Regions from separate parts of the Homo sapiens genome. Here regions 1, 2, 3, 4, 5 and 6 are each linked to region 7. A link is a loop called in an ENCODE intact Hi-C map of the cell type or tissue named here. Cell type or tissue: A673. All regions are shown on one strand.

Region 1 (4,000 bases), 91 kb after region 7:
GTCGGCTTTCAGCAGGCAAATGAGATGGGAGGAGATTTCATGGATGTTTCTTAGTTGAGAAGAGTACATGAATGTGAAACCCACAATAGCAATAGCAAGGACCAGCACAGGACGAAGCCCGCCGCCGACTGAGTGCCAAGTGTCATAGTCTGTAGTTTAATCCCCGCATCTAACTGTCCTCATGAGGTGGGTGTCGTCAGCCTGGTTAGGGCTGCTTGCTGCAGTGTCAGCAGCTGGGCAGGGCAGTGGGTCTTAACCAGGAACAGAAAGACAGGAGACTTGCTTCTTTCTCTCCCAGACCTGTGTCTTTGGGGTTGTCCATAATCTCTTCTGGTTTGCTGGGGCCTGTCTTTTTGTAAGAGGACAGCCTGTTCCATGGAGATGCCATTCGTTTGCAGGGAGCTGCCCTGAGGGAAGGAATCAGGAGGGAATTACTGACACAGATTTGTAGGGGTGACTTTATTTTGTACAGGGATTTTAGAGTTTATAGCAGGAAGAAAGCAAATGCGAGTCCAGGGCTCTGGTTGCCTGGGTAAAGAAAAATTGAGTTGCTCATGCTTCCAGAGTAAGAAGGAAGTGTTAAGCTGGTGACCAGCGTGTCTCCTTTGGGGAGCGTCTGGGAGCACCCTAGGGGAGAGGCAGCCAGGCCTACAAAATGTCCCAGAACTGCCTCTGGGGAAGCCAAATCTAGAGCCCACCCTCCAGGAAAGAAGAAAATTTTGGATGAGCAGAAACAAAGTCTTCCTGGAAAATAATTTCAACATGGACCCTGCATTTCTTTAATCCCTTTGCCTAAAGGAGTATTATGTTGCTTTGGAAAAGAAGCAGAAACTTGTTCAAATGTTTTTTTTAATTAATTATGTTTTTCTAAACACTAAAGCATCATGACTTTGTGCTCCCTCCTCCTCACTTCCCCTCTCTTCTCTCTGCCCTTTTCCCCCTCTCCCTGCTCCCTCCCCCTAGAAAGCGTAGACTGGGGCTGAACTAGTTAATGGAGACCAGCCTTCACACAGGGGCATCTGTGGGACAAAGGGTCTTCTGCAATCATGGTGTTTTAGGAAGATTAGGAAAAATGAATAACTTCCTTGAAAAAATTGGTTCGGAGGATTGTTTTCTTCGTTATACCTCTGGAAAAAATTCAGTGATACTGCATGAAGGGAAAAGAATTAATACAGCTCTTCCTCCCCTTTTCTTTATTTTTATATCCAGGAGTCACTGGAAAAATCAGACCTTTTCCCATATCACAGACCCAGCAGCAGTTTGGGCGTGCTCTTGCCTGTGTATAGAAAGCATGTCAAGACCGATTAAATTATCTAATTAAAATAATGACCACAGAGAGCCTGTTTATTTTGGCCTGAGGAAGGTCAGCTCCATGGGCCCCTTCTGTCCTGCTGAGGTCCCTCCCCAGCCACAAGCATACACAAGACCTATGATGACCTGGCTTCTAATAACCTGCTCCCAGTAATGTCAGAGTGGGTCTTATGCCACCAGTGGGGACAGGACTCACTCCAGCTGAGACAAAAGATCGTTCTTTAAGACTCTCTAGACACCGTCTTTGTATCTGTATCTATATCCCTCTAGACATCCATCTTTGTATCAGCATCTGTATCTGTATCAGTATCTGTACTGATACTGTACTTTGTATCAATATCTGTGTTGAATCAGTACTTTGTATCAGTATCTGTTCACCACAGCAACTTGAAGTGTGAAAAGTTCTGGCAAGGGTTATTTTTAATCTACACCAATATGGACAATTGTTTGACTGAGCTGACTACAGTCTTGGGTGCTTTTTGCATCATGAAGATAAAACCTAAGATCCACAGAGCATGTTGACCGGTAACAAGTGAAGAAAACGCTGCCAGAATATTTTTTACACAGTACTAGGTAATCATTTGGACTAATTTGTCATGAGATTATTGGGCTGTCTTGACAATGTGCAGGCTCAGCCCAGTGAAGGGCACATTCCCGGGACCCTGTGTCACCCCTGAGGATGCAGGGTATTAATGAGGGCTCATTACAGTCAGGCTAGATCAGGGTTCTTTGGCCTGCGGTAAGATCTGGGAGCAGAATGTAAATATGCTACACATGATTTAATTTCAAAGAAGCCCCGGAGGAATGCACTGAGCCTGTCAACACTGCAAACCCAGTGCAGGGTGTAAGCCCTGTGCAGGGTGTAGAAATGCTTCTGTGGCTTTAGAGACTTGCTGTTTGGTCTTGCAGTTATTGAACAAAGTGCTCCCTTTTGGGGGTGGTTGGTTCAATATCCTGTAAGTCCTTAGAATGGAGGCCACAGCCTTGGAAAGCCAGAATGTAAAGCCTCATTCTTATTTTCTCACATGGTCCCAGGAGATGACGGCTGGATGAGCACTCTTCAGAGGGGAGCAGGGAGGCAGCGGTTTATGCAAGGGAAGGGCAAATGATGCAGCAACAGGCGAGAAATAAAAATTGCCTGCCTGCCTGCCTGCCTGCCTGCCTGCCTGCCTGCCTTCCTTCCTTCCTTCCTTCCTTCCTTCCTTCCTTCCTTCCTTCCTTCCTACCTCCCTCCCTCTCTCCCTTCCTTCTCTGCTTCCTGTCTTCCTCTTCTCTTTCTTCTTTCCTCTTTCCCTCCTCTCTCTCTCCCTCTGTTTTTCCTTCCATCCTTCCTCCTACATTTAATGAGTAACTGCTATGAGCTACGAGTGTTAGATTTGTGATATTCAATAATATTAACACTGATTAACATTTTTATGAAATTCTTTAAAGTTTGGCATCAACCATCTTACCTTGGGATATAGGAGGAGAAAAGGAGAGCAAAGTGTGAGTTTCTGTAGGAAAAATTTTTACAAAATGGTATCGAGATTATTTTTCAATTTTGGGTGCTCTTCATTTCTTTGTGTAGATCTAGATTTCCACCTAGTATAATTTTCCTTCTGCCTAAAGAATTTCCTTAAACATTTTTTGTAGTGCGGCTCTGCTGGAGGTGAATTCCTTCAGCTTTTGTATGTCCGAAAAAGTTTTTATTTTGCGTTCATTGTTGAGAGATTTTTTTTTTCTGGGTGTAGATTTCCAGGTCAACAGTTTTTTTTTTTTCCTTTCAATTATTTAAAGATTGTGAACTGTTTCTTATTTATCCTTCCAGAAATTTTCATTGCATTTGAAAGCGTAGACTTGAATCTATATTTGTTTTTGTTAAAGAAGAATGGGCTGATTTCAGTGCCCATCTGTCGTTCTGCTTCCTGATGCTCCTTTGGGATCTTTGCCTGTCGTTGCACACTGAACTATACTCGTTCATTTTCTCGGATGCACGGCGCACACGTGCTTACTGTGTCTCATTCAACCAATCCCTTACTGTGGGAAGTTTAGATTTTTTGCCTTCTATATTTTTGTTGTTGTTGTAACAGTGTTCTTATTGGTATATCTTTATGTTGTACTGCTCTTAAAATGCTTTCTTGTTTGTGGGAGTGGACTGCATTCATTTTTTTCTATTCTTTAAAAAATTTTTTTTATTTTACTTTAAGTTCTGGGATACATGTGCAGAATGTGCAGGTTTGTTACGTAGGTATACATGTGCCATGGTGGTTTGCTGCACCTACCAACCTGTCATCCAGGTTTTAGGCCCCACATGCATTAGGTATTTGTCCTAATGCTCTTGGGGGGTGGGGGGCAAGGGGAGGGAGAGCATTTTTTTCCTATTCTAAAATTTTTAGTATTCCTCCAGCATCACCCTTCCTCCTCACCTACCCACTGTCTGTCCCTCTATGATCTGCTATACGGAAACATCTACAGGATGTTTTGTGTTGAGCGGATGAATACATGAGTGAATGAATGATGGGGGGTCGGCGGGGAAATGCCAGGCAATTGCAGCAGCTGTTGCTCAGTGCCCCTTCCTCAGAATGGCAGGCAAGCCAGTGAGTTGAGCACATGGCAGGAAGCTGCACAGGCCTTGGCGAGACCAGCTCCTGAAGTGTCATCTGTCATTTTTGGTTTTCCCATTCGGTGGCTGTCTTCCAAAGCATGAAGT
Region 2 (4,000 bases), 1.6 Mb after region 7:
TAAGGCTCGGGTGTGGCCAGACTGGAGGTGGCCCACTGCGTCACTTTGCTTTTCCTCCTTAACTTTTACAGGCAAAGGCTCGGATTCTCCCCTGTGGGGTGATGGTTGAGACTCACTTTCCTCTGAGCCTGATTCCTCAAGGGCCATTTGCTCCATGCCTTGTCTTAGCTCTAAGAAGGATGGATATATCAGAGCATAAGGGGGAGGAAATTCCCTATCCTCTGGAGGAGCTTGTAGAACCAGCTTTTCCTAACTCTCCTGTTGCCTTTTCTTTTTTCCGAGGTTCTAAGCGTAATTGATTTTTCAGCTGCCTTAGGCTCAGCCTGGACCACCAAGGCTTTACAATAGGTTACCAGACAGGGCTGAAGCCATTTGGGGTGAGTCTAGACTACGTTTAACCAGGAGTCAATGTATGGAAACTGATCTGGGTGCTCAGGCTGTCCTCCAACTCCGGTTACTACCCTGAACACATGGCCAATTGCTTCCCTATCTATTGTTCCTTCAGCTGGCCACCCGACATTAAAAGAAGGCCATTTTAATTCACAAAGAGTTTTCAATCTTTGCAGGGGTCAGTTGAACTCCATAATCTCCACCAAAACCTTTCTTGAAATTCTTTAACATACACTCCAACGGACTAGGTTTTGATGCTTTTCTTCCCATTTCCACTCTTGCGACGCAAGAGTACACCTGGCAGTCCAAGCCTGAAGCCCTGAGTGCCTGGATCTGCTGGTGAACAGTGGGGCTGAAGTGGAAGCCACAGAGTGGCAGGGGGGCTGAACAGCCTTGCATCTAGCCACAGAGATGGAGGAGCTGGGGTTTGTCACCCATTTGGTCACCAAGTTCTGGGCCAACGTGAATGCTCACACCTTTGCAGGAAACAAACCCCTGCACCTGGCAGCTGGACTGGGGTCCCTGACTCTCCCCTTCCTCCTTCTGAAGGTTGGTGCTGACATCAATGCTGAGAACAAGGAGCCCGTGTGCCCACTGCTCTCACCCGCTCCTCTGATAGCGACTCCGACTCTGAGGGGCCTGAGAAGGACACCCAAAGCAGCTTGCAGGGCCACGCGCCTCTTGACCTCACAGCACCAAAGTGAAGACCTTGCTGCTAAATGCCGCTCAGAACACCACGGAGCTGCCCCTGACCCCACCCAGCCCTGCAGGGCCAGATAGTAAATATTTTTGGTTTTGCAAGTCACACCTTCTGTGTCACAACCATTCGACTCTACCCTTGTAGCACAGAAGCGGCACCCAGGGATGATAGGTCAACAAATGCCTGTGGCTGTGTTCCAAAAATTTTTATATATAAAATCAGCGGTGGCTACCATACTGTAGTTTTGACCCCTAAACTTATAGTATAAAGGTATTAGATGAAGCCAAGAAGAATGTTTCTGACAGGAACAGTCACAAGAAGCAGAAGGCAAAAAAAAAATGTATATTGATAGTTAAAATTAGCATGTAGAATCTCTAAAAAATGCTTGCAAATCAACAAGGTTTTTTTCTACAGAACTTATCAGAGCTTTTCAAAATACTAAAATGCTTTGTGATGCTTCAAAGACTCTACAGATTTACCCAAAGTTAGTGCACCTCGGTGCGTCTCTGCTGAGGCTAAACCATGCCACCCTTCAGGACATCCCACCAAGTGGATCTTTCCAGCCTCCCCTTATTTCAATGTTTCATGGCTTTCCTTTCTACATAAACAGTATCCACTATCACTTAGGTCAGTGAGGTTTGGAGCTACATTTCATAGTCCCTGATTCAAACGCCAATAGAACTACTAATAGGAGCTTAAAGACTTGCAGCCACTTCTGGATAGAGGGAGATAATGGGAAGGTAGAGCCATCTACAGGAGACATGTGGTACTGCACAACAAGAGCCGTGAGGAGCAGGTGGGCAAAGGGACTGAAAAATGCATCACAGCACCTGGTAGAAATGGCTCTACGCCCTCTTTATTTAACATAGAGATTTAGCAACGAGGGCAGGGTTTTCAAGAGCAGACCTTTTGTTTTTGTTTGATGGGGTTGGGTGGAGAGACGTGGTCTTGACCACAATTTATGTTATGACAACATGTGTGAAGAAGAGAGGATATTTAAAGTAGGTGTTTCCTTTGCAGGCTTGAATGGGCATTCGACTTATACACAAAAGTGCACCCATTTTCAGTGTTTCCATATCAGCACCAATGTCATTTAACTGTAAGATTCTTTTTACCATAAACACTTGGGATGCTCAATGGTTTAAAGGACATTCTACACAAAAGTTTGAAAGCTCTTAATTACAGCAACTAAAACCTCACAATGGTTTTCTAGATATGTCTTTTGTGTAGTATTTTGAAAAATGGATTTTTCTTCCAAAGAGGTTAGGACAATAGCATTTATGCCATAAGAACTCTGTTTTTTTGGACCACATTTTGTGATAAAAAGCAAATGAGCTTTGCATTTAGGAGCTCCAGGAAATCCTTGTTGCCCTTAGAAATCTGCCCCCTCACCCCGACAAAGGGCCAGACAGCTTGGAGGTAGGGAATATCCCCCTCCATAGGCTCACCAAGACGTGCAGCTGGCTGTATGTTCTTTACTGATGTCCTGTGAGCCCTTAAGGTATTTCAACAAGGAGCATCTTGATTTTCTGTGGATTTATGGAAGAAAATGTATCTCTCCAAATGTGTATAGTAGTTCCTCCTTATCTGCAGGGAATAGTTCCAAGACCCCCAGTGAATGCCTAATACTGCAGATAGTACACAACACTATATATGCTATATATTTTTTTACTATACATGCATATATACATACCAGAAATACAGTTTAATTTATAAACTGGGCACCATACGTGATTAACAACCATAACTACTAATAAAATAGAACAATTAAGACAATAGGCTGTAATAAAAGTCATGTGACTGTGGCCTCCCTTTCTCTCTCTCAAAATATCTTACTGTTCTGCACTCACCCTTCCTGTGGTAATGTGAGATGATACGGTGCCTACGGGATGACATGAAGTGAGGCGAATGGAGACATTTTGACATATTGTTAGGCTACTACTGCCCTCCTGATGATACATCAGGGAGAGGATCACCTGCTTCACATGGCCCCAGAGCATCGCACCATGACAACGTATTTTTTGCTGGGTGTCAGGAGCAGACGATGCTGATGTTTGGGGATCCTGGAGAATTGAAGGGTTTTTCTTTTTTGTTTTTTTGTTGTGTTATTTTATTTATTTTTTTTTTTTGCCAAGACCTGCTGGAAGAACATTGCAATCAGATGTTGTGTCTTTATTTTCAATTCATCAAAGTGTTGCTGCAGAGATTATAATTCTTCAGTGAGAATATGAGTAATTTTAACACTGCATTCCATCCTAAGATATGCCATAATTTGGTTCTTTAATGTCTGTGCAATTTGAAACACTTCAGCACACTTCGATTATGTCCATATTGCTGGTTCTGCTTCATTTCTTCATCTTTCTCTGCAGACGACTCAACAAATTCTTCCAAATCCTCATTTGTTAACACTTCTTGATGTCCTTCAATATCTTCTGCCACTTCAGCAAGCATGTCAGCAACCCTTCTCCACCAACCTGTCTTGCTGCACGAATGATTTTCCTAACTTCTCCACTGACCCCAGAGAGGCTTTTAAAATCATTCATGGCTTCACTCCATAAGTTCCTGTAGCAGGCATCTACAATTTCTGGTTTTAATTCATCCAATGCAGCTTTGAAGAATGTTATTGCATTAGCAATAGTGAATGGTTGCACTGCATTATGTCCAGATTAGGGTCTGCATCAATTGCTGATAAAATGTGATCACATACAGTCAGTCATCAATGAACAACATAGATACATTCTTAGAAATGTGTCATAAGATGTTTGTCTCTTTGCATGAATGATGAAAGCGCATTTCCACAGACTTAGATGGAACAGCCTACTACACACCTAGGCTGTATGATAGGGCCTATTGCTCCTAGGCTACAAACCTGTACCACATGTTACTGTACTGAATACTGCAGGCAATTGC
Region 3 (4,000 bases), 470 kb after region 7:
ATCTCAGGAGGTAATCAAAGCTCAAAGACCAAACCATCTGAGGGCACTGAATGCCGACTATGTCCCAGGGACTGTCGTAAACGTCATGTAATTTATTCTTACAGTTCCCTTAGATAGTTATGATGATGATGCTCATTTTTCAGATACAGCGACTGGCATCCAGAGATCTGCTGTAATGACCCCACAAAGCTAGTAATTTCACAAAGCTAGTAAGTGATAGCCCGGGTTGCACCAGGTCTCCTGACTCTGTCCAGTCCTCTTTCCGCCATCCACAGTCTGTCTCAACTGTCAGGTATGTAGAAGGTCTTTAAACATGCGAGCTCACTTCCCACTTCTGAGGCTGTGAGGAAATGGTACTCCCTTCACTTTGGGCATAAAAGCAATGAACATAATCCAGGATATGAGAGAAAATTTTCTGCCTTGTCAAATACTCCAAACATCAGTCTATCATTGGCCTCTAGGGAATCAGTTCATTATTACAAGCTGAGTGTGCAGACAGTAAGTAGACAATTACAGGAAACCCTAGGGACATCTGTCAGGGTCTTGTAGTAGACATTTTTCATTTTTTCTGGCCTCCCAACTAGGGAACTCCATGGACGTGATTAGTGGAGGAGCCCACCTCCCACAGAAAAGCTAAAAATGCCTGCCCCCTCACAGGTAGGGGGTTCAGGTATGAGATCTAGGTATTGCCAAACAGCCCATCCACCCTAAGTTTGGATCATAAGCTTGTGGTGATAAGACGGGTTCTCTAGGAATCCTTTCTGCTATGGGTGGGGGCAGCAGGGGCAGCCAGCCACCATTTCAGAGGGGACAGGGCCATAGTTCTAGTGGCTATTTCCAGAGCCCAATGTCAGTGGTGTCTGTGAGGCAATCTGCACTGTCCGGTCTGATGGTGCAGTGACTATGTCTTTACAAGGCCAGCTCTATGCTTTGTGATTAAATTAACCAAACTTAGCTTCTGCTGCTCTACAACTGAAGGCCCTCCTAGCTTGTGCAATCTGATAAGTGGATCCAGGGCTGTCTGGAGTACTGCAGTCTGCTCTCATAATTGGCTGTGGACATGGTCCCAGGCAAAGGCCAGCACCGGGAGGAGCTCACCTGCTCAGCTTCTCTCTGGGCTGCTCACCCGTCACCACTATTGAACTTTCCATGGTCATCTCATCGAATCTTCACAGCAGCCATCAGAGATCAGCTCTGCTGCTGCCACCACTTTACAAAGGAGAAAGTGGGTGTTCAAGAGATCCAGTGATAGTGCTGGGTGTGGTGGCTCATGCTTGTAATTTCAGCACTTTGGGAGGCTGAGGTGGGCAGATCCCTTGAGGTTAGGAGTTCGAGACCTGACTGGCCAACATGGTGAAACCCCATCTCCACTAAAAATATGAAAACTAGCCAGGCGTGGTGGCACGCACCTGTAATCCCAGCTGCTCAGGAGGCTAAACCTCCTGCTCTTGAACCCAGGAGGTGGAGGTTGTAATCACCCGAGATCGCACCGCTGCACTCCAGCCTGGGAGACAGAGGGAAAGTCTGTCTCAAAAAAAAAAAAAAAAACAACAGAGAGAGAGAGAGAGATCCAGCGATGCATCAGAGTCACACCGATACAGTGAAAACCTCGTTGCAGCGCATCAGACACCAACGTCCGCACTTCTACATGCTACAGCACTCCAGCCTCACCAGCCATTCCTCCCAGACTCAGAGCTATTTATTACCACACAGATCAGCAACTCGTTGCTAACCCTGACAGGGGTCTCACCTTTGATCCAGCATGAACTGATTTTAAAATGGGGAACAGGTTTCAACCTAGACATTCAGACCTCTGCTGCCAATAGCACAAGTTTGAGACACACCTCAAACAGCCAATTCAAGTCATGTCAAATGCAGCTGTGACCTTCAATGCGACTGAAAAAATGTTTGCCTAAAAAACTGTTGAGTACTTAGCCTTAAGGAACAGAATAGAAAGTGCTCTTCCACCATTAGGCAGTCTGTGGCACTCTCTCCTGGGAGCCTGCTGCAATGTCCTGCCTTAGAGGACAAACACCCTATCACTGATAACACAGTCTAGTGGTTTTACGTTGCCAGACCATGAAACACTATCAGAATCCTCCCTGTGCCTCTGATCAGCTGCCTCTCTGCCTTGGCCCTGTGGGTCCTAACTACCGTGGTGCTACATCGTTAAAAATCTCTTTTGTCATCTGTGTTGAGGCTGGGGGAGGCCATCATGGAGTTGGGACAATAGAAAATCAGTGCTCTGAATGCTCATTCAATGCAGATACAAGGCCCAATAATGCCTCCTTGTGCATGGGTCTTTTTGAACAGACGGTTTGTTTTAGTGTTACAAAGCCATGTTGTCTAATCTAGTGACACGTCTCCACTTTATGTAAAAGGAGTGGGTTCTGGACTTTATGGTTTTAATATTGTCTTTTTTGTATGAATGTTCATGTTAAAATGCTCAAAGAAGATTGTAAACTGGCTGGCAGTATTAACTTTGTCCAATTCTGCTTTGTTTTTCTCTAACTTATTCAGTTTATTCATATTACCATGTGTATTTTGTAAATGTATGAAGTGGGCACCACACACACGTGCACACACACACAAAGCTTGATTGTTTAACAGCTGCCTAAAGATGGCTTCATTTGGGTAATAATATACAATGTCCTTTAATACCATTTTTTTGTGTGTGTAAATTCAGGCTGTATTTTAGTCATTATGCATATTTTATGAACTTTAAATTAAATTGCACCCCAAAAAGAAAATGAAAGCTAAACCATCCCATTTCTGCTTTTGTAACAGAAGTTTTGTAAAAACTTCATAAGAACTTGTATCTCCACTTGAAATGAAATTAACTTAATGGGTCGAAGACACCACATCTTCATAGTGCTAGAAAAAGTTGTTCTACTTCTAAAGAAGAAAATAAACAAAGGGGAAATTTCAAATAAACATGGACAGTACACCTCTCAGTAGGACTAAAAGAAACTTCTCTTTGCATTTCCCATGTCTTTTAAAGAGTCATGAGGCTTACTGCAGTCCAGAGAAATGTTTTTAGGTTTTTTGTTTGTTTTTGTCTTTTTGTTTCTATTTATTTTAACTTCAAAGAGTTTTGTATCTAAATGGAATAGAAAGTGCAAAAAATTGCATGGGAAGTCTGGTAAGAACATATCTTTGCTTTCATCTGCAAGATTGGCAAACCTCTAGCAATCCTCCGGTGTCTGTCAAGGTCTGTACCACTTATTTATTTAAGCCAGGTACACTAATTTTTATAATGAGCTATAAATAAGCTTGTTATGGCAGACATTTATGAGATTAAGGTCCCAAACATAAAGATAGACTACTTATCTTTTCCTTAGATAATAGTGAAATACCAGAGTAATTTGTTTGGGTCTTGGGCCAGCCATCACTCACTCCACCCAGCCCCAGGCCACTGTCGCCAATTTTGGAGCCTTTGACACATCTTGAGATCCATCTAGAGCCTGCAAAATCCATCCTGACACAGCCTGCTACTTGCAGGTATCCTCAGCCTTTTCCATCTCACAGTGTTCTTGGACAATACGGAGGATCATCACCATATTCAATGCCAGCTCTTGCCAGGTGTGGAATGCATCAACTGCTCATCTATTGGAAAGGACCTCAGGAGTGGGGCCACAGGCCAGCAGGGACGAGCACTAGAAATCACAGATCCCCAGCTTGCTAGTGATGGAGAAATCACCACTAGGAAATGGAAGAGAGTGATCAAGACAAAGTGTGAGATAAAAAGTTGGTAGTCTTTGGTTACTGCCCTGCATGTGAAGTCTTTCTCAGTAATACCTTATATCCCCTCTCTCCCAGGGGAGAGTGAGGAGAAGGGAGGGAAAGGAAGGGGAAAGAAAGGGAGAGTGAGGGAGGGAACTGTATGTGAGAAGCAGACAATCCTAAAAATCCAACTAACAGGTGTGGTGGCGATCTGTAGACAAGTCCCACTCTTCCTTTTTGCTTTCACGTGGGAAAGAGAAAGGTTTTGCAACCTGAT
Region 4 (4,000 bases), 880 kb after region 7:
TCACCATTTTTCTTCGGGAGACCTGCCAGACTAACAGCTGCCATAGGGCTCTATTCTTTTAAACAGACTGTTTTGAATGGTATATTACTGGTCTTAGATTTAGTTATGTGGATACACTTGAAGCTTTCTTCTGCTGGATCAACTTCTGAGTGTGGTCACTGAGTTTTGCAGTTATTGTTATAATAGACTACAGCACTTCAGATTTGGGAAGAATAATCTCAATTTCAGACCCAGTATCTTAACCTCCCCTAAGTACACCTATCTCTGTCACATAATAAGTCCTACATTTTGTTTTGGAAAATATGCTCGTGCCACACCTGTGTGCATAAACGGAAGGGAATCACTAATTCTCACCCTCTCCTGGATAAAAGTAATGCAAAAACTCAACCACATGTGCAGATGAAACTGGAAGGAAGCACGTGATTTTTTGGGACCATGGGGTGAAAAGAAGGGATTACTCTAGAGAAAAATGAAACTCCAGCCCTGTGCCACACATCGGCGTGGAATTTCAGTTTATACCATATGCATGGGGAGGGCATCGCAAACCGGTAAGCTAGTTAACATTATGTTGGCCTAGGACCTGGACACCTGTGCATCCTCCAGCAGAAGCAAGCACCCCCACAGCCCTGCAAAGGCTCTTTCACAGCTGCGAGAATGTGGGGTTGCAACTTGCTCATCATTAAGTTTTGTTTAGATTTAGAAGTAATGTGGGCACTTGTTGCAGCCTTATTCATGAGAACAAAAATGAGAAATCATCTACGTGGTTAAAACTCAGGGGTTGACTAAATTCTAATATAGCTACACAATCACTTTGCACTCTATGAAAATTACATTTTAGAACATTTTATAACATAGGAAAATACACAGTTTGCATAAATACAGCAAATTATAAAATAGTATGTGCAATATGATTCAAAATTTGTTTGTAAAAAGTACCTATAGACATAAGAAAGATTCTGAAAAAAATTTGGCTAAAAAGCAATAGTATTTATTTCTGGGAATAAGGATTACATTTTAAAGTGTTTTTTCTTATTATTTTATTTTTCCAAATGACCAAAAAACATGTGTTTAGTATAACAGTGTGACAAAAAATATCAATTCAATATTTCTAAAAATAAGGTTAATTCTCACCAGAGAGCACATTTGAAAGCTTTTTTACCAGAAGATAAAAATTGCTTGGACTGTTTTAAGGGCAGCTTTATCTATCCAGGAAGTGAGACAGAAGGGCTGGAGTCTCCGTGGTTATGAAATTTGTGATAAACACCCACCCATGGTGATTTTCTTTATTTCTATGTTTGTTTCCTTCTTTCTCTTTTTCTTTTCTTTTCTTTTTTTCTTTTATCTTTTTTTTTTTTTTTTTGCCAGTCTGCAGTTTGTTTTCTTCCAACTCAGAGTTTGGGGTTAATAACAATACACTGAAATTATGCCCTAGGATAAAGCTATGGTTTAAATATGCTAATTTCCATGTTTTAAAGGAATAAAATGTAATGTCCTGTTATCGGCAAGTTAATGGGGAGGAAATCTACAACAAGGAACTTTACATACTGCATTGTTTAGCTCACATTTTCTATTCCCTGATAAGCAACTTAACTTCCAATGTCTTACTCTATGAGATTATAATAACAGACCTTTTAAACTGTTAAGGGGATGATGTACCGAAATGTCTGTAATAAATTATAATTTTACTTTTATGACAATTCAAATGAAGAGCAAATATGATGTTATTACACTATTAGAACTGTTAATATCTTTACCATAAGATGATAAATTATAGCCCCTGCGCCAAGTGTAGTTCAGTGCTTGTTTTGGTGCCATGTATGAGCTAATAATGATTTTTACATTTTTAAATGGTTGGGGAAAAATTTAAAAAAATTTTCATTAAATGTAAAAGGAATATGAAATGCAAATTTGTATTTGTAGTTTTACTGAAATACAGCCATGATCATTTTACATGGTGCCCAGCTGATTTCACATTATAATGACTTCTTGAAAGAACTGTGACAAAGAGCATATGGTTCTCAAAGCCTTAACTATTTACTAAGCTTTACAGAGAAAGTTTGCCTGATCTAGTATTTTCGAGGTGGTTCTGAATATTCTTTGTATTTTCTACCCTCAGCCGCTAGATGGCATAAAAGATCCTTAAGCCAGTAGAAAGAATAAACCAAAAACCAAAAAACTTCTGCCCTACAGAGGATATTTACATTTTCAATTAAGTCATCCTCTAAAAGGCAGTTCTTTCAGCAGTACAAAACTTTTTGCTATATGTGTTCAACAAACTAAAAATTAAACGTTTAAAGGAAACTAAAAGCATTAATTTAGTCTAGAAATAATGTCTGCACTGAAATTTAGCTTTTATTCACTTCTGCCTGGAGTAAATATTATGTGAATATGCACTATTAAAGAGGCTCCCCAGTTTTACTGTGTCTATACAAAATTCTTTTCTTATTAGACTGAATTTCACTTCTCCAGTTGCCAGGCTAATACAATCAACTGAGCCAACTGGATTTAGAATAAGGTGGGAATGTGTGTGTGTGGATGGGTGTGTGTGTGTGTGGGTGTGGATGCTTGTGTCCAGCACCAACTTTTACTTATTTTAACTGAATTTAAGTGGTCTTAAAGGATTTGACTGAATAGCTCTCTATAGCATGTGCCCTCTCTCTCTCTCTTTTTGTTAGCACTGTATAGACACAGTCAGCCACAACTAGTTTTACCACGGCCAAATTTTACACATAAATCAATCAAAGCAAGGCCACTGGGCCCTCTCACACATTCTGTCTTTATAATTTACGATCACATTAAAACCACATTATGATGTCTTGAAAGGATGCAAACCTGTATTGCTGGTATGGTAATAATATTCATGTTCTTTTAAATTGCAGGTTCCTCATTTCTCAACAAGAAGACAAAAAGCACTACATTACCATCCAGAGGCACAGCAGAGAGAATTCTGGCACCGTCTTCACCTAACACTCACACCCTCTTCTACTGTTACAGAGGTAAGTGGTCAGGCATGAGTGGGGCAGGAGAGGGCACCCCCCACCCACCAACCGGGAACGTCAGGAGACCATAAGGTGATAGTCAGGAGGTTTTTACACTGTTTCTCTAAAATAGTAATTGGTTGCAGCTGGGGGCTTGGGAAGGCAGTCTCCCAATATACAGAAAAAAAACAAAACTGGTGATCAACAGTTTCCCGATAAGACTTCAGGAGTTGGGTGAGTGGGCTCAAGCATGTGCAGTAAGAGGTAAAATGGCGGAGTTTAACTGGTACATGACCTTGTAGGAGCATTCGGTGAGGGAAGAGCACTTCAAGTGAGCGAAGAGCACTTCAAGTGAGCATGCGCACAACTCCAGTAAACAGACTACATGCAGCCCCTCCCAAGGGCTGGCAGGCCACTGTGCATGCAGACAGCCCACCCCCAGGGAAGAATCAGGGGAAAAGGGGCCCAAGACCCCGGAATCAAGCCAATGTATAAAACCCCAGTCAAAGGTCAAACCGTGCACTTGATCTCAAGTCGCCTGCTTAGCCCACTTCCAAGTGTACTTCACTTCCTTTCATTCCTGCTCTAAAGCTTTTTAATACATTGTCACTCATTCCTGCTCCAAAACTTGCCTCAGTCTCTCCTGCCTTATGCACCTCAGTAGAATTCATTTTTCTAAGGAAGCAAAAATTGAAATTGCAGCAGATCCATGGGAATTCGCTGTCAGTAACATACTTTGGTGCTGCGAGACTCAGATGTGTTTCACTGCTAACATTACCATTTCTGTCCCCTTTCTTTTTTCTGGAACTGTCAATTATGAACCTTTCCTCATGCAAAGAAAAGTTCAAATAGGACAGTGGATAACCCTATACTGATCACCTAGTTTAAATAATTTGATTTGTCTTCTCTCTGTTAACTATTCCTATGTATGTATGTATCTATCAATCTATTATGTTGGTTGTTAAGCCATTTTTAAGTTGCAGACATCAAGGCACAGCTTATCTAAATAACTCACCATGTAT
Region 5 (4,000 bases), 1.2 Mb after region 7:
ACCTGGCATTTTCTTCCTTCAGTGAAATCTGCCAAAATCCATTGATGCCATCCAGCCTGTGGAGAATGTGGTACCTCTTACCAACTTAATTAAGGAGAATATCTTCTAGCATTGGTCACATGTGTTTTTCTTACATATATGTTAACTAAAAAATTTAAATATATATATATTTCTAGTTCTCATTTATAATTATCATTGTGTCATAAGGCACAATATTTATTTGGAAGTTATTTTTGTTAGAAGCCACAGAGATTTTGGCTCTTATTCTTAAGAAAACTTGGAAGCTGAATGGCTTTCTTCTTTTTGCTAATATATGCTGAGGTTGTACATTTTTAAAAAGCTATCAATTTAATGTTTACAGCAGAAGTATTTTCGAAGTCTCCAAATTCCAAAGACCTAGACAACTTCTAATAATGTGCAGGAGACATGGTCTGCTCATACTTCTGCTAAAGAAGTTATCCCTCATCAGAGCAACGCACAGTGAAATTCACTGTCTCTGACATCTGGCCCTTTGGTGGAATCTTCCTGCTAAGCCTACGTAAAATGTATACTGTAGCCTTAACTGCAGTTTGTGAATTGTAATATGGATGCCGAATCTGAAGCACACTGCTGATTTGTATCTGTAGTTCAAAAACCTTGAAAACGCAGCTAACCGACATGTCTATGGGCCTTATCTTTCCAACTAGATTGGAGGATATGAGGACATGGATAAAATTTCATCTATAAAGCAGAATATAAAGCAAAATATTGTTTCCAAGTGAATCATATTCTACTTACACACTTCCATTACACACACACACAGAGGCATGTGCACACAATCTCACACACACATATACACACTCACCCATAACCACATCAGATATATCTCATATAAAAATAAAAGGACCATGTAAACTTGTATTTGGTTTTTGGAGGTAAACACATAAAGGAAGAGATTCCGATTTGTGGGGAGGATGCTCTGCTGAAGTTGGTGACTTGCCTTGGGCACCACAGGCACCCAGGTGGCCAATGCTAAAACATGGAAACCACCATTCATTATTTACAGCCAACATTGTGAGCAGATTTTTATCTAGCAGTTGTCTATCTGCTGTCTGTGTATTTGTTGCTGAAGCCTTTGAAGAGGCTGCTGGTTGTAATATCATTTTTTCAGAAAGGCTTATCATGCTATAAGAAGACTTATGGAAGGGAGCTGGAATTTGGAGGATAATTTTGCAATGAAATTGTAGTAAGTCAAAGCAAGTTACTAACCAAAAAAAATTACAGGTTTTTTTTCTTTACTTGTAACCACTGAGATAAAAAAATTCAACTTGTCCATGTCCTAAATAGATATTTATTAGTTAATGAATCATAATTTGGATTCTAGCTGTGTTTGTAACTGCATCTGGATCTCTGCAATGGTCATAGAAATGTTAATATTCTTAATAAGCTTAGGTGACTTTCATTCATTGGTTTTATTGAGATTTCGAATATGTGTATGGATATGCGTGTGTACAAGTTTTGAAATAAGCTATTTCTAGTTCTAACACTAGCCTATAACTAATTGGATCCCATCCAATGATTACAGTTAACTAGTTTGAAGCTTTGTTCACTTATTCTCCTGCAGTGCCACCTTTTGGCTAGAAGTATATTGAAAAAATACAAGTACTTCTAGCAGAAAGCATGCAATTAGCCACAATCAACAAACAAACATTGATTATAGCCCATGTTGCAGGCTGATGGGCTCAGAAATACAGCAGTGGGCAGAACCAGCATAGCCACTGCCTTCATAAGGTCACCATCCAGCAATGAAAGACAGACATTAACCAACTATGTATAAATAATGAAGAAAATAATACATGCCTGCAAAGAACTCTGAAGAAGTATTGGGCCTTAGGGGAGAGTATAAATGGTAAACCCAACCTCCTCTGGGGGAGGCACAGGAGGACAGATCCCTTGAGAAGGAGATGTATGTCACATCTTGAAGGGTGAGTGTAGATTCACCAGAATGTAAGCTCCAAGTGGGCAGGGACTTTGTTGTTCATGGCTGTATCCCCAGGACCTAAAAGAGCATGGGGCCCATAGTACAGACGGCATAATATTTGTTGACTGAATAAAGGAGTTACCTAGGTGAGAAGAGAAGGAATAATGTTCCCAGGCAGAAAGAACAGATGACATCCCAGAGGCAGCAGAGAGTACTATGTGTTAAAGGATTTAAGAGCAGTTCACAGGAAATTTCCATATTCCATCAACTGGACGTCCCACACAGCTTAAACCGTTTGCCAGGTCATATGGTTTCCAATTTATGGGCTTCTCTATTTTCCATTAAATTGAAACAGTAGTAAACACTTAAGTACAAGCAAAACAACCGACATAGGCAGTCATAGATCACAGGAATAAGGACTGTCACACAGGAAACCTGGAGTTCGCTGTCTTTAGTGTCCTGTCTTCATGCTGCTGTTCGCTTCTCAGATGGGAGACTCAAAGTGCACTGGCAGGAAGTCAAGAGACTTGGGACATTTCAGTTCTGGCAACCTCTTGCTGAAATGTTGCTAAATAAATTGCTTGACCTTTCTGGGTTTTGTGGGTTTTCCCACTTTGGGGTTTTTGTGTGCTCAATCTGCTTTCTTTTAAATCTTTGTACAGGCAGAGCAAATGTGTAGATGCCTTCTGGGCCTGCAGCAATACTGTAGCCAGTGAGATGCAATTCCTCGGGCCAAGAGCACATTCCTGTGATCCACTTACTCCTCTGTAAATGGAGGGCATTGGCGGGCATGAGCAAATGCTTAGCCACACTCCTGAAACAGGAAAGCAGACCTTGAGGGTGAACTTCCTGACTGAAAAGCTTTTCTCCGTAGGTCAGTGTGACACTTTCTCTGGCTTGCCCAGTGACAAGATAAACATCATGGGTTCATCTAAGATTCTTTCAGGTCCTTCAGACAAGAGTTTTGCTTGTTCATATTGGGATGTGAGTACATGGCCCCTGTATTACGGTTCTCTAGAGGGACAGAAAAAATAGGATAGATGTATATATGAAGCGGAGTTTATTAAGGAATGTTGACTCACACAATCACAAGGTGAGGTCCCACAATAGGCTGTCTGCAAGCTGATGAGCAAGAAAGCCAGTCCGAGTCCCAAAAGCTCAAAAGCAGGGAAGCCGACAGTGCAGTCTTCAGTCTGTGTTTGAAGGTCCAAGAGTCCCAAAGCTGAAGAACTTGGAGTCCGATGTTCTAGGGCAGGAAGCATCCGGCACAGGAGAAAGATATAGGCAAGGAGACCAAGCCAGTCTAGCCTTTCCACGTTCCTCTGCCTGCTTTTATTCTACCCGTGCTGGCAGCTGATTAGATGGTGCCCACCCAGATTGAGGGCGGGTCTGCCTCTCCCAGTCCACTGACTCAAATGTTACTCTCCTTTGGGAACACTCTCACAGACACACCCAGGAACAATACTTTGCATCCTTCAGTCCAATCAAGTTGACACTCAGTATTAACCATCACAGTCCCCTTACTAAAATAAGCAGAAGACAACAGTGTGCTTCCCGTCAAGTGAGAAGCAAAACCTCTGGAATCAAAATCCCTCAGCGAGATGGGGGTCCCTGTGTCCCCTTGCCTGGATTATTACTGGCATGGGGTTCCTTCTCTCTTTCTGATGAAGGAAAAAATGCATTTTCTTGTATTCTGTTAACACAGCTGAGAAAAGCAAGCATTTTAAAAAAGAAAACATGCTATAAAATTAAAGGTGAATGAACCCCTGTTGTATAAAATGTCTTTTCCAAAATTCAAGTTTCTGATGTTATGCGTCTCAAAACAGTGACAACTCTTTGAGATTCTGTCAGATAACTGCTCTCCCACCTCAGATGAGTCTAGGGCCAGCTACAAAATTTGTGAGCTGCAGTGCAAAATGAAAATGTGGGCTCCTTGTTCAAAAGGCAGAAAAAAAAGTGCTACTCAGAATCCTTAAATATAAAGGTTTTCCCTTTCTTCTACGGCCTCTCTCTCTCAAATTGCCATAGCACTTTATATGG
Region 6 (4,000 bases), 280 kb after region 7:
CATGGCATGGCATTTGCGGAGTACAGAGCACGTGCAGCCCCTAACCACGGGCGGGAGAGGAGCTTCTCCGTGAACTGCTCTCCACGCCTCTTTTATTAGTTAGACGAATTAGCTGCTGCGTAAGAAGTCTAAGACAGAAGGCACTGCTATCGAGAATGAAGCATTATCTGACATGCTTATGTCTATTTTATTCTGGGGCTCATCAGCACCCCACACTCCTCCCAGGCCGTTTCAAAGAGAAGGCACTACCTGGGGAGGCTGGCTCTGCCTCATCTGCGGCACGTCTCCCATTCCTCCGCCCATGGGACTCAGCTGCAGCAAGCTTCACACAGCACTTTACAGACTCCATCCGGTGCACTTCACAGCTGCGTGAAACTGCAGGCCCCAGCCTCCCTGCTCGGGGCTCCTCTTATCACTGCCCATCCTTGCCAGAGCAGCTGGGGTGTCAGCACGGGGCTGGGAGAGGAATATGGAAGAGGCTGGGAGGAGCCTGAGAAAGATGGAAAGGGTGGGGAGGAAGGAAACCCGGGCTGACAAATGCCACCTGCCTAAGAGGGTCCGCGTCCTAGGGAGGGTTCTGCTGTCCACTCCCTTCCTGAGCACTCATCCCTGGGGGTTCCTGCGTCTGTGTGAAGACAGGGAAAGGCTATCTTGGCTGAGGACTGTTGTGTGGTTACTCTCAGCCACAGAAGACAGCAAGAATGCGAACACAGCCGCCAGCAGGGGAAGGGGGCCCCCATCTCTGGCCGCTTGCGCTCCTGCTCACCTGTGCCGTGAGCGTCTACCCTGTTAGTGGCCCCTCTATGCACGGCCTAGTGCTCACTCTCTCTGCCTGTCTCTGTCTCGGTTTCTTTTTTTCTCTCTCATCTCGAACATACTTTCCAGCCATAAGCCTTCCTTTGACACCTCTGCTTCCAGCTGGGAGGCAAACCTCGGGGAGAGTCTGGCCAGGGTCTGGAGGCTCAGTGCCCTCTCTCCTAGGCTCCTGGGAACTCTATGCTTGATGAGGGGTAGGGCGAGTCACAGTTGTCCTTGTGGCTGGTGGAGAACTGACTTCAGCAGCCCTCACTGTCCCTCACCCCGAGTGCATCCCAAAGTCTCAGCTGAAGAAAAAGAAGTTGGCTGGGCACGGTGGCTCATGCCTGTAATCCCAGCACTTTGGGAGGCCGAGGCAGGCAGATCATGAGGTCAGGAGTTCGAGACCATCCTAGCTAACACCGTGACATCCCATCTCTACTAAAAACAACAACAAAAAATTAGTTGGGAGTGGTGGCCCGCGCCTGTAATCCCAGCTACTCAGGAGGCTGAGGCAGGAGAATTGCTTGAACCCAAGAGGCGGAGGTTGCAGTGAGCAGAAATGGAGCCTCTGCACTCCAGCTTGGGTGACAGAGGGAGACCCCATCTCAAAAAAGAAAAAGAAAAAAGAAGTTGGAAATTTTGCTTTGATCTCCATTCCAACTTCACCTACAACCCTTTCATGTTGTCATCTTTGATATCTGTGCCTACATCTCATTTGGCTTAGAATCTACAGAAACACTGAAATTCATAACGGCTAAGAGTGGCTGGGTATTTTACTATGTACCCGGCAAACAAGGGTTAAGATAATTTAGGCAAAGTGCACAAAGTCACTGGCTGGTCAGTGGTGGAGCCAGCATCGCCCCACAGCCTGGGTTTTTAGGCACTCCAGAGGACAGAGAATATGGAAAATGATGCAGGTAGGAAGCTGGTGAGAGACACAGAGAGCCCCAGGGAAGCGGTGCTCAGTGCCCTGCAGACAGGTGCAGATAAGGTTCTTTTTCCCCATGCCATGGCTGACCTAAGACACATGCACCACTACGAGAGGCAGAGACTTCTCAAACCATACAGCCTGCATTTGCTGGAATATCACTAATTTCAAACATTCTTTCTTGTTGCCAGACACTTCCAATGTGACTCTAAAAATCAAGTCAATGTGAGCGTAGAGATTTTGGAAGCTTGAGCCATCTGTCAAAACATTGAAAATATCGTTCAAGGACAAAAATTCATATATACAATTTCAGAAAATGAATTTTCTTCCCTCCGTTTCCCATTGCCAGCATGTAGGTTAAGTGGAGGTAAGGAAGATGGAGCTAAGAGAGAAAAAATAGTTTAAAGAATTTAAACAAAATCACCAGAGCATTTCAAATGCAGTGTTCATTTTAACTGAAATACAAAGCCGGCAGCCACCCTCCAGTTTGGTTCCAGGACCTCTCTGCAGGGCCCCTGCCTACAGCCAGCACCAGATGGAGCTGAGTGGCCTCCTTCAAAGTGGCCATCGGGAAGCCATAGTGGGTTCCAGGGCCCTTGAGGAGGGACGTCTCCTTCCACTGGCAGATAAGGGTATTGCTGACCTTGCTTACTCAGGGGCTGGAAGGGATATGAGACTTTGCAAAATTCTGCCCAGAAAGTTCTTGTATTCTGGGGTGTGTGGATCCCCAGAGTCTGAAATGCTTGTGAGTACTTTGCTGTCTTAGGTAAAGACTAATCTTAGGTAAAGACAGCACTTTGCTGTCTTAGGTTCGGAAGGGAATTAATCCCACCTAAAGATAGTTTGCAGTACTGCTAGCGCCTAACTTCTGGGAGCTCTTGTCTTGCTGAAACTAGAAAGGCTATTTTGGGCAATGTGCAGTGAAGGTAGATGTGGAAAGAAAATGGAGCCAGCTGATTTGAGTTTCAGGCCAAGACTCGCAGTTTGATCTTCTGGCTCTGTCTCTTCCAGTGACTGGCTCAGGGGGCTACATTGAGAACCTCCTGTGAAGTAAGGGCTCCTGGAGGAAGGAGTGAGCATGACCATTTGGGGCTGACTCAGTCCACTTGAATGACTTGTCAGTCTCTTGGAAAGGCAGAGTCCTTAAACATCACTGTGTCCTTTGAGACAGGGCCCCCTGACTTCACATATCTGTCATCACACTGCAGTTGTCCACTTCCCAAAAGCCTCTTTTATTATTTTCTGTTGTTATTTTATCTTTGTTTTTAATTTTTATTTCCATTTCAAGGGCCTATGTGGAGATTTATTACATATGTAAATTGTGTGTCATGGGGGTTTGGTATACTGATTATTTTGTCACTCAGGTAACATGCACAGTACCTGATAGGTAGTTTTTCCATCCTCACCCTCCACCCAGCCTCCATCCTCAAGTAGGTCCCAGTGCCTGTTGTTCCCTTCTTTGTGTTCATGTGTCCTCAGTGTTTAGGTCCCATTTATAAGTGAGAACACGTGGTATTTCGTTTTCTGTTCCTGCATTAGTTAGCTTAGCAAAATGGCCTCCATCTCCATCCGTGTTGCTGCAGAGGACAGGATCTCATTCTTTTTAATGGCTGCGTAGTGTTCCATGGTGTATATGTACCACATTTTCTTTACCCAGTCTACCATTGATGGGCATTTAGGTTGACTCCATGTCTTTGTTATTGCGAATAGTGCTGTGACAAACATAGGTGTGCATGTATCTTTATGGTAGAATGATTTATATTCCTTTGGGTATACCCAATAGTGGGATTTCTAGGTTGAATGATAATTCTGTTTTAAGTTATTTGAGAAATCATCACACTGCTTTCCACAATGGCTAAATTAATTTACCCTCCCACCAGCAGTGTATAAGTGTTCCCCAGAAAGCTTTTTTTTTTTTTTTAGTTTTTCTAGCAGCCTTGCACAGACATCAGCTGTTTGGATCAGTTCCCTCTAGACTTCCTCTCATCATTGCAGTTGATTCTAAAATCTGGGCAGAACAGGAAAGAAGGAGAAGGGACCAGAAGATAGAGAACTTCTGCTTCTTCTCATTTGTTATTCTATTTCTGTTGATACTTGCTTCAATTACTATAAGTAGCTCTCTGGCTTTTAGAGAATCTTCATGTATTTTCCCACCTTCACATCCAGGGACTCCAAGTTTCAGTTTAAGAAATCCTGGAGTAGTTGGTGGTATTCTACCCAGTCTATGAAATAAAGTAAGCAGGCTACACGTGAAATTTCTACCCACAGAAAAAC
Region 7 (4,000 bases):
CCTGGCACGCCCAGCCCCTCGGGGTTTGCTGGCTCGGGGCGTCCCCTTCATTGTAGTTCAGGGCCCCTTCAGTGCACATTTAGGGTGAGCCGGTGTGTTAAGCCACACCACACTGACTTTGGGAGATGGGCCGATGCTGGCCTTAGACTGCAGGGACTGCGTTGAGACTTTTCTGGAAACATATAGGTGTGCCTGCATGGAGACTTTTCTGGAAAGCCATCCTGGAAGTGGCCATTTGGAAAGCAGGCAAGCCTTGACCCTTGGGAAAGGTGGGACTTCCTCTCCCCGGGCCCAGGGAGTGGGAGGGGAGAGGATTGGCCTGTGGCTTTGTGGAATTTGGTGTTTTCCCACGGGGGGAGATGGTAGTTGCAGAGCCTGGGAGGTTCCTTTAGCTTCAAGGGGACTTGTCTGTGTCCAGGCCCTCTCTCAAGCACAAGAGAAAGGTGACGATGCAGGATCCTTCCCTCAGGTGACACCCTCTCAGCTCAGCCACCAGAGTTCATGGCCAGCCTTGGTTGCGGGTGTGGGTCTGAAGAGTGGATCATGAAAAGCTGGTGGTTCTCCTGAAGGGAAACCCTCGAAACTTCTTTCTCACCCTCTGAGGAGTTGGTGGAAATATCTCAGGCCTCCGCTTGGGAAGAACGTGGAGCAGGGCTGGTGCCGCCGCAGAGACCAGCAAGCCGGGCTTGGTTCTGCAGGAATGAGTCTGAGGCACTTGCGGGTCCTGCTCTCTCAGCGGGGGCGATGGAGGAAGCCACCCTGCCATGTCCTTGTATTTAGAGAAGGGGCTCTGGGGAAAGCGACGTGGTGCTTGACTACTTCATCATCAGATTAGGAAGATATCTGGGGCCTTAATTTGGATAACTGGGTCAAGATTATACAACAATTATGGTTATATGCAAATTCTGTTGCTTTAAAAATAGGAATCACCTTATTTAATTATTTTAGGATCACAAAGCTTCCGTCCTCCAAGAATGACCACACGGTGGACATTTCAGGAGCCTTGGAGAGCCACACCTCTAATTCCCCCATCACCCTGAACGTGCAGCTTGCCATCCTTCTGTTTTTGTCTGTAAACTGGTGGCTATTGTCCTAAATCATTTTTCTTAGGGAATTTTCCGTAACATCAACCCCAATATTTTAACAATTGTGGCGTGTTTGGGATGGGGATCCCAAGCATTTCATCAGATTCAAGCATTTCCTATACTTGGAGCTTTTTTCTTTTTGGTTTCTAAAACTAGGTAAATAAGTGTATTTGGTTTCCTAACCTCCAAAGCCTTACTGATTTAATTTTTGCTAAATGGCACTGCTGAATTTTAATGTACACAACAGAGGGTCCTTGGAGGAACCGGTGTCACTCCACTCCAGGGGCCCCTTTCTCATTGAATTTTAGATGGTGCAGAAGGAATTGGGCTAGCGCCTTTCCTAGGAAGCCATGGGAAGATTTAGCACTCCAAAAAATTGTTTTAATTCAGCACCTCCAACAACCTGTCCCCGGACTCTTGTTTTTCTTAGTGCTAAACTATAACCACCTAGAACACACGCTTTTCACATTCTGAATAGTAACTTGAAGGCTGGTGATTCTGAATAGTAACTTGAAGGCTGGTGAACCATTAAATTCAACTGTTGTAAAATCTGATCCTGCCACGAGGTGGCAGTGTGGTCTTGTGTCTTGAGGCTTTCTGCACGATGGAAAACCCAAGTTGGTTTACACTGTCTGTACTGATAGACATTTAGTACAGACAGTATAAACCAATTCCTTTCAAAAACCCACATCTCAAACAAAATCAAACTATTAAGTTTTTAGTGCAAACTGTAATTGCAGGCTGAAGGAAGCTTTCTTTTTGATTCTAAGGATAGATATAAAACTTCTCCACTCTCCCTTAGAAGATATAAGAGTTTGTTTTTCCAGTAGAAAATTAGGCTAATTACAGTGATAATGTGGGTAAGCTTTTGTGGTATCTTTGATGAAAATATATAGTAGAATAATACCTTTAATTTCATTACTAACTTTCATCTGTGTGACTTACTTTGTTGAAAGCATTAATTTTTTATAATGTCTTATAATTACAGAAGGCATTATGTGTTTTTCTTTACCTGATCCTTCCCTCAAATGTTGAATAACTTTTTGATTTCATGATTAAATTCTGGGTTCTATGTACATCTCTCTTACCACACCCCCAACATGTTAACATGTAAATAGCCTATCTTGTCCACCCATTGTCAACTGGAAGCTCTGACTGAGGGGAAAGCAAGCTTGAATAAGGGCTTAAAAAAACAGTAATTTAAAAAGCAAAAAAGTCCTAACTTTTTTATTGCTGAAAATGTTAAGACACAATTGTCTTTGAGTTTACTGTTTTGGAACTCTAATGAGGGCCATCTCATTAACTTGAATGCTTTTGAACTCAGTTTAGCTTTAACGCGTGTGCTCTCAGGCAGGCAGGCAGGCAGGCGTGTTCCTCTGGTATTGCAAACATCTGTTTGGAATGGATCTAAATTCACATACACCATGCCTGTGCATTCAACATACCACCCTACCTAAGAGCTAAGGATGAAGAAGATGGTTATCTTTGACAAAAATCATAATTCCTGAGTGTCTCCATTGCACTTGGTGAAAATGTCACTTGGTCTGGGCCAGGTGACAGCCATGGGGTTAGACCAAGGGGCCAGGCCATGGATTAGAGCAGGCCTCAGACCCAGAGCTTGATCAAGGGGGGAATCACCCACAAACGAATGAACGCCTACTCTGTGGCTGTCAGTTTACTTACATTGGCTCCTGCAATCCCTCCAACAGGCCCATATCTCCCCTTTCCACAGAGGAAAAAGGTTTACCAGGTATGGTTGGCAGAACAAGGGGCCCCCAAAGATATCCACACCCTAATCCCCGGAACCTGTGAATACGTTAGATTACACAGCAAAGGGGAATTAAGGTTGCCCATATAATTAAGGTTGCTAATCCAATGACTTTCAGGTAGGGAGATTATTCTGGGTTATCCTGGTGGGTCCAATGTAATCATAAGAGTTTCTATGGCTGGAAAGGTGAGAACCAAAGAGATGGCAGCATGAAAAGGCCTCAGCCAGATGCTGCTGGCTTTGAAGATGGAGGAAAGGGCTTGAATAAGGGCTTAGAAGCCAAGGAATGTGGTGGCCTCAGGAAGCTGGAAAAGACATAAAATAGATTCTCTTGTAGAGCCTCTAGAAGGCGTACCGCCCTGCTGACACCTTGATTTTAACCAGTGAGACCCATTTGACTTCTGACCTCTAGACTTGCAAGAATGAATTTGTGCTGTGTAAGTCACTACATTCGTGGTAATTTGTTATGGCAGCAATTGGAAACTGACACACTGGTGCTCTATATTGTGGGTTACACAGGCGGCGTGGGGTGATTCCAGACTTAAATCATAGCTCACATGACTGAGAAAATGTTATTTCTTTGTTTCATGGATAAAGTGATATTTCTCACCTGCTAGGTAGAGGATGAGAGGAAAATCATTTTTAGTTCTGTTTGATATGAAATTTAGTCTTAATCCAATAATTAAAAAAAATCCCTTCAGGGAATGCTGTGTTTTTATTTTTAATAACCGTTCATTGTTTTAACTTCCTCCTTAATCACCTGCTCTGTTCTCATGGAGTGTGTGTGTCAGGTGACTCAGTGGCTGTGGGATTGGGGGGTCTCTGGTTCTCATCCAGCTCTGAGGCTCCCTGTCACCCCCTCATGTGTGTGGGTGGCCTCAGGGAAGGATTTTGCATAGAATGGGACTGAAGCGGGTGGGGCCTCAGGGAGTGGTTTTGCACAGGGTGGAGCCATGATGAGCTGGGCTTTGGGGTGCCTGCTGCTTCCTGCATTCCTGTGGGCAGGCCCAGTCTACACCGACATCGGGAGACCTTCGTGCCTGGTGTCCATTTCCCCAACTCTATAGACTTCTCCCCTCCTGGGTCTGCTGCCTGGAGTCCAGTCACCCTGGGTCCCCTCATTTCCCAGTCCAGCTCCCTGGTGCAG

The links. A loop is a pair of places that touch in the nucleus more often than their neighbours do. Peaks named below come from ENCODE experiments on the same cell type or tissue, not always from the same donor. Only the 100,000 strongest peaks of a DNase experiment are listed, where the experiment ranks them.
Region 1: it touches region 7 in a loop (5-fold over the local background); 2 of 110 quality-filtered maps call a loop at or near these places.
Region 2: a loop joins it to region 7, with 7 times the contacts of the local background. A loop is called at or near these places in 7 of 110 quality-filtered maps.
Region 3: it touches region 7 in a loop (4-fold over the local background); 4 of 110 quality-filtered maps call a loop at or near these places.
Region 4: a loop joins it to region 7, with 8 times the contacts of the local background. A loop is called at or near these places in 4 of 110 quality-filtered maps.
Region 5: it touches region 7 in a loop (6-fold over the local background); 11 of 110 quality-filtered maps call a loop at or near these places.
Region 6: it touches region 7 in a loop (5-fold over the local background); 4 of 110 quality-filtered maps call a loop at or near these places.

The regions. Positions count from the first base shown.
Region 1 is chr18:10,060,445-10,064,444 of GRCh38, forward strand. No RefSeq gene overlaps it. Among named protein-coding and RNA genes, the nearest start is that of VAPA, 150 kb to the left of the region's middle. In A673, no CTCF peak of the experiment used is centred here; DNase peaks (open chromatin) are centred at 157 and 2,337; H3K27ac peaks cover 4,000 bases.
Region 2 is chr18:11,551,683-11,555,682 of GRCh38, forward strand. No RefSeq gene overlaps it. Among named protein-coding and RNA genes, the nearest start is that of SLC35G4, 56 kb to the right of the region's middle. In A673, CTCF peaks have their summits at 1,844 (motif pointing left) and 2,043; a DNase peak (open chromatin) is centred at 1,829; H3K27me3 peaks cover 202 bases.
Region 3 is chr18:10,440,626-10,444,625 of GRCh38, forward strand. No RefSeq gene overlaps it. Among named protein-coding and RNA genes, the nearest start is that of APCDD1, 12 kb to the right of the region's middle. In A673, a CTCF peak has its summit at 1,995; DNase peaks (open chromatin) are centred at 416 and 966; H3K27me3 peaks cover 1,575 bases.
Region 4 is chr18:10,849,813-10,853,812 of GRCh38, forward strand. All of the region lies in intron 7 of PIEZO2 (piezo type mechanosensitive ion channel component 2), which reads right to left. Among named protein-coding and RNA genes, the nearest start is that of MIR6788, 92 kb to the left of the region's middle. In A673, a CTCF peak has its summit at 2,116 (motif pointing right); a DNase peak (open chromatin) is centred at 2,129.
Region 5 is chr18:11,152,975-11,156,974 of GRCh38, forward strand. No RefSeq gene overlaps it. Among named protein-coding and RNA genes, the nearest start is that of PIEZO2, 5.4 kb to the left of the region's middle. In A673, CTCF peaks have their summits at 1,616 (motif pointing left) and 1,817; a DNase peak (open chromatin) is centred at 1,587; H3K27me3 peaks cover 433 bases.
Region 6 is chr18:10,247,155-10,251,154 of GRCh38, forward strand. No RefSeq gene overlaps it. Among named protein-coding and RNA genes, the nearest start is that of LINC01254, 170 kb to the right of the region's middle. In A673, a CTCF peak has its summit at 2,274 (motif pointing right); no DNase peak of the experiment used is centred here.
Region 7 is chr18:9,969,863-9,973,862 of GRCh38, forward strand. No RefSeq gene overlaps it. Among named protein-coding and RNA genes, the nearest start is that of VAPA, 58 kb to the left of the region's middle. In A673, a CTCF peak has its summit at 1,648 (motif pointing right); a DNase peak (open chromatin) is centred at 1,659; H3K27ac peaks cover 719 bases.